2 separate regions of the Homo sapiens genome follow, and region 1 is linked to region 2. The links are chromatin loops, found by intact Hi-C in ENCODE. Cell type or tissue: mucosa of descending colon. All regions are shown on one strand. Links, peaks and the distances in the headings refer to the core of each region. The heading gives the core; the rest is flanking DNA.

What was found. Hi-C counts contacts between places; a loop is a spot of excess contacts. Peaks named below come from ENCODE experiments on the same cell type or tissue, not always from the same donor. Only the 100,000 strongest peaks of a DNase experiment are listed, where the experiment ranks them.
Region 1: a loop joins it to region 2, with 19 times the contacts of the local background. A loop is called at or near these places in 6 of 110 quality-filtered maps.

The regions. Positions count from the first base shown.
Region 1 is chr22:45,610,852-45,613,762 of GRCh38, forward strand. No RefSeq gene overlaps it. Among named protein-coding and RNA genes, the nearest start is that of LINC01589, 6.7 kb to the left of the region's middle. In mucosa of descending colon, for the core only: no CTCF peak of the experiment used is centred there; a DNase peak (open chromatin) is centred at 1,734.
Region 2 is chr22:47,593,358-47,596,268 of GRCh38, forward strand. No RefSeq gene overlaps it. Among named protein-coding and RNA genes, the nearest start is that of LINC00898, 37 kb to the right of the region's middle. In mucosa of descending colon, for the core only: no CTCF peak of the experiment used is centred there; no DNase peak of the experiment used is centred there.

The sequences.
Region 1 (2,911 bases), core at 257-2,756, 2.0 Mb before region 2:
AAAGAGTATCATAATAGAAATCACCCTACACGATAGCCAAAAGGCGGAAGCAACCCAATTGTTCACCAATGGACAAACGGATAAACGAAATGTGATCTATGGCCAGGTGCAGTGGCTCATGGCTGTAATCCCAGCATTGTGGGAGGCCAAGGATGGCAGATTTTTTGAGCCCAGGGGTTTGAGCCCAGCCTGGGCAACATGGCAAAATCCTATATCAACCAAAAAAGAAAAAAAAATTAGCTGGATGTGGTGGTGCATGCCTATAGTCCCAGCTACTCAGAAGGCTGAGATGGGAGGACCACTTGAGCCTGGGGGGTGGGAGGTTGCAGTGAGCTGAGATCACGCAGCTGCACTCCAGCCTGGGCAACAGAGCAAGACCCTATTTCAAAAAAACAGAAAACCAGGCCCGGCATGGTGGCTCTTGCCTGTAATCCCGGCACTTTGGGAGGCCGAGGCAGGCAGATCACTTGAGGTCAGGAGTTCAAGACCAGCCTGGGCAACATGGTGAAACCCCATCTCTACTAAAAATATAAAAATTAGCCAGGTGTGGTGGTATGCACCTGTAATTCCAGCTACTTGGGAGGCTGAGGCAGGAGAATCACTTGAATCCCGGGAGGCAGAGGCTGCAATAAGCCGAGATCGCGCCATTGCACTCCAGCCTGGGTGACAGAGTGAGACTCCGTTTCAAAAAAAGAAAAACAAACAAACCCAAAATGTGGTCTGTTCATACAATGGAATATCATTCAGCCCTAAAAAGGAAGGAAATTCGGACACAGACCACAAGATGGATAAATCTTGAGGACATTGTGCTCAGTGAAATAAGAGTCGCAGTCACAAAAGGACGAATACTGTATGATTCCACTCAGATGAGGAATCTAGAGGAGTCAAATTCGTAGAGACAGGAAGCATTCATAGAATGGTGGGTGCCAGGGCCTGGGGCGAGGGGGACAGAGAGCTGGTATTTAATGGGGACTTAGGGAAAATGAGAAAAGTTATGGAGGTGAATGGTGGTGAAGGCTGTACCACGATATGAATGAACTTAGTGCTGCTGAAAATTATACGCTCAAAGATGATTAAAATGGTCAATTTTATCTTATGTATATTTTACCACTTTGAAAAATGTTTAATAAATAAAAATAAATTTTTAAAAAAGGCTGAATGAGGTGGCTTATGCCTGTAATCCTAGCACTTTAGGAGGCCGAGGTAGGAGGATCACCTGAGGTCAGGAGTTCGAGACCAGCCTGGCCAACATGGTGAAACCCAGTCTCCACTAAAACAAAAATTAGCTGGGCGTGGTGGCGGGCGCCTGTAGTCCCAGCTACTCAGGAGGCTGAGGCAGGAGAATCGCTTGAACCCAGGAGGCGGAGGTTGCAGTGAGCCGAGATCACGCCACTGCACGCCAGCCTGGGCAACAGAACAAGACTCTGTCTCAAAAAAAAAAAAAAAAAAGAAAAAAGAAATCACCTGAAAATGAACATTGTAAAACTTCTGTCTTACGGAGAGTTGCCCTAGGCCGATTTCTGCAGTTTCTTTTTCTCAGTAGAGGGCTCCTGTCGCAGCTTCCAGGTTTTCATTTACCTCCCTTCCTACTGAAGTGAGTTGCGCTCCAGGCTTCTCCCAGGAGGCACCCAGAGTGCAAATGCTGCCCAGCTACCAGCTGGAGCTGACACAAGCCTGCTGTAATTTGATGAGCGAGCAAACCCCTGTCCCAGAGCAGGAGTTGAGATCATTCGTGCAACAACAGGACGCAGCCTATTGCTAGCAACTCCTCGTGACCGGCCCCCGCCCCAGCAGCGGCTAGCCCGCAGGCCTCGGTGGAAAGAAATACCGTAAATGTAGCAGCGACTGTCATCGCTGTTTTATTTTCTCTTTGGCCTCTGGGTATTCACACCGCTTCCCCATTATTAGTCATATTATATCATCAGCCACAGTTGTGCTTGTCAACCACTCGGGGAGAGAGCTACCATTAGAATACAGGGGCATGGAAGAAAGAAAAAAGAAGCAATCCTTCTCTGGGGAAGGAGGAAAACAGGAAGGGTGGCTGCTGCATGATGGTGCGCCCGCCGCGTAGCTGTGGCTGGTGACAGACGAGGCAAAGTGGGAGACTTCATCTGGTCAGGACCCCACGGGGACTTGCTGTTGTTTTTCCCGGTCTCAGGGGCCCTCAGAGCCAGAAACAGCACAGTTGTGGACAGAGGTGGACAGAGGCCAGGCCCGCCCGTTGGCTGGTGCCTGACTCGGTGGGTCTGTGGGCTGCTTCCTGAGCGGGAGGTGACTGTGGCCAGCCTGATGCAGGGCAGAGACACCGTTTCCGTGGCAACCGGCTCTAACAATAGTGATGCACATTTCTGGCCAAAGCACAGTGGTGGGAAGAACTCGGACCGGGGAGCCAGAATGGCCTGGATTGGAGTCCAGTTCTGCTACTGACAAGCTGCATGGTGGGGGCGAGCTGTTGAGCCTCTCTGAGACGGATATGGTGGCAGCACCGGTGGAAGTGCCTAGCATGGTACCCGAGACCTAGTAAGGGCTCGGTGATGCTTGGTCACCGTCCACCATCCTCCTCCCCTTCAGCCTATGGTGAAAAATAGTCCTGTCTGTTTCGGTAACAAAACTCCAGACACCATCCTGCCCATTCGGACCGGTTCTGCACTTCCCTCCATTCATGGAGAAAGGAGCCTCGAAGGGACAATGATCACCGTCTCCTTCTGAGAACTGTGCTGGCTGGCATCCTGCAGACACCGAAGGGCCAGTTTCTAAGGACATGGCCTGGGTGTTCTGTCCAGCTGGATGGCAGGCCGTGACCCCAAAATCAGCAGTGATGATAACGAAGCGAGTGAAGCAGTATGGAGATGGCCAGTGATCACAATCCAAGATAACTAAAGGCAAATCTGTGACAAGTAAACTCAGTGAC
Region 2 (2,911 bases), core at 95-2,594:
CCTCCAAGTCTCATGTTGAAATGAGATGATTCCCAGTGTTGAGATGGGACCTGGTGGGAGGTGATGGGGTCATGGGGGCCGATCCCTCATGAACGGCTCTGTGCTGCCCGCGCTGTCATTAGTGAGTTCCGGCTCTGAGTTCACGTGCGCTCTCGTTGTTTACGAGAGTGTGGTGCCTCCCTCCCCTCTCTGGCTCTTGCCATGTGATGCACTGGCTTCCCCTTGGCTTGTGCCATGAGCGGGAGCTCCCTGAGGCCTCACCAGGAGCAGATGCTGACGCCATGTGTGTGCAGCCAGCAGATCGTGAGTCAATTCAACCTCTTTTCTCTATACATTACCTGCTCTCAGGTATTCCTTCATAGCATTACAACAGTGGCCTCACGTAACCTGCGATTGAGGTTAAATGAGGTTGTTAGAGTGGGCCTTGGTCCAGCCTGCCTGGAATCCTCATAAGAAGAAAAGATTAGGAGACAGACACACAAAGAGTGGCCTGTGTGTGGACACAGGGAGAAGGCGACATCTACGAACCAAGGAGGCCTCAGGAGAAACCAACCCTGCCCACGCCCTGGCCTCCGACTTTCAGCCTCCAGAACTGTCAGATAGTGAGTCCCTGTTGTCTGTGCTGCCCGGTGGTGCCGGGTTAAGGCAGCCTGAATTAATACAGCACGTGCAGGGTCCTGGTGACATCACCGCCATGCCACGCTGTAGGTCGTTCGGTGCTGGACACGCTCTGAGGAGCAGTGCAGAGCTGGTGTCTGCAGCTGGAAGAAGCAGTGCCCCTTCTGCCCCCAGGGCTGCTCTCTCTGAAGTGCGGCTCAGAGCACCCTGGGGACGGGGTTTGTCCCTGCATTCTCCACGCGACTGGCACAGGGCTCCACACGCTCCCAGACCAGCAGAATTCCAAGTGATTGGAAGGTAGGTGCTTGCCAGGTTCTGGTCAGCTCCCTGGCCCTCCGTGGTTGACTTCACAAAGTGCTGCATTGGGTAGAGAGCCGCTTGGTGGGGGGAAGGTTGCCAGCTCCCTCTGAGTGGAACCTCTGACCTCATGCAGTTTTTATCTTCTTTTTTTCAAAGACATTGTCAAACCCTAGAATATGCATTGGTTTTCATTTGAACCCCAAATGTGCAGAATTTTGACACACTGTCACCCGAATGCCCACTTGACAGCAGGCACTAAGATTATGGAGCCGGCAGAGTGTGGGGGTGCCAAGGAGGTTCCCCGGGTTACCCTGTGTTTTAGTGCTATTAACATGATTGGAAATTGATAATAACGATGCTGGTGACACCATCAGTGCTGATGTCTTCCACTTCTGCTTCGCACTGGGCCCTGGCCTGGGTGCTTTCTATCCTTTCATGAATGCTTGCAATGGCCTTGAATGAGAGGGTCCCTGGTTTACAGCAGAGGAGACCAGTGTCCTTTGGGATGAAGTGACCTGCCCAAGAACAAGGTGAAGTAACTGTTAAGCTCACCTTGTAAGCTCACCTAAGTAACTGCCCACGGTCACACAGCTTGGACGGTCCCATCCAGCACAAGGAGTGGCACCAAAACTCATCCTTCTTCCCAGCATCCCCAAGTGCTGACTTGTTATGAATTTGCTAATTAAACCCTCCTATCTGGTGTGCTCTCGTGCTGCATCAGGCAGATGAATGGCAGAATCCAAATCGTTCAAGCCATCTGCTCCCAAAATCTGTCCTTTTCATTTTCCATCAACTCTGCATTCATTTCCTGTTCACTTGACAGGAGCAGCAGCAAGGGCCTGTCCATCATCCCCAACCACCAGCCCCTCCTGCTTACAGACCCTCTCAGGCAATTACCTAAACATGCCAGGCAAGAGTTCCTAGAATGAACCAGGCCTTGTTGGTTGTAAGTGACAGAAAGCACAAGAGTATGCTGATGTGGCTCCCCGTGGAACACTGGCAATGTCTAGAGACATTTCTGATGGTCACACCTGGTGGAGGTGCTATTGGTCTCTGGTGGGTGGACACCAGGTGGAGACCAGGGGTGCTGCTCAGAATCCTCCTAGGCCCAGGACAGCTGCCTCAGCAAAATATTTGCCCCACGTATCTGTGGTGCCAAGGTATAGGAGGTTTAGTGAACTCACCCAGGGATCCTCAATACAGACCAAGCATCAATAGTGACTGATGCTGGGTGGGAGATATTTATGTTCTTATTTGGATTTATGCGCATTTCAATTTTTAATACTGAAAATATATTATTTTATTTATTTGTTTTTATTATTATGGTTTTTTGAGATAGAGTCTTGCTCTATTGCCTAGACTGGAGTGCAGTGGCGCGATCTCAGCTCACTGCAAACTCCGCCTCCTGGGCTCAAGCAACTCTCCTGCCTCAGCCTCCTGAGTACAGCCTCCCACCACCACACCCGGCTAATTTTTGTATTTTTAGTAGAGACAGGGGTTTCACCATGTTGTCCAGGCTGGTCTCGAACTACTGACCTCAAGTGATCCACCCACCTCGGGCTCCCAAAGTGTTGGGACTACAGGCGTGAGCCACCGTGTCCCACCCAAAAATGTATTATTTTATAAAGAAAGCACGTTATTTTAAAAATAAGAGGGGAGGGAGTCTGAGACAGTTGGATCACCTGAGGTCAAGAGTTCGAGACCAGCCTGGCCAACATGGTGAAACCTCGTCTCTACTAAAAACACAAAAATTAGCCGGGCATGGTGGGACGCGCGTGTATTCCCAGCTACTTGAGAGGTTGAGGCAGGAGAGTTGCTTGAACCAGGGAGGTGGAGGTTGCAGTGAGCTGAGATCGTGCCTGCCGACAGAGTGAGACTCCATCTCAAAAATAAATAAACAAATAAGAGAGGAAATGTAGACCCACGTATTGCCCTGAGAAGTCATGAGTTCCGGGGCTAGAGTGCATTGCGTTTTGATGTGGGAGATTGCAGG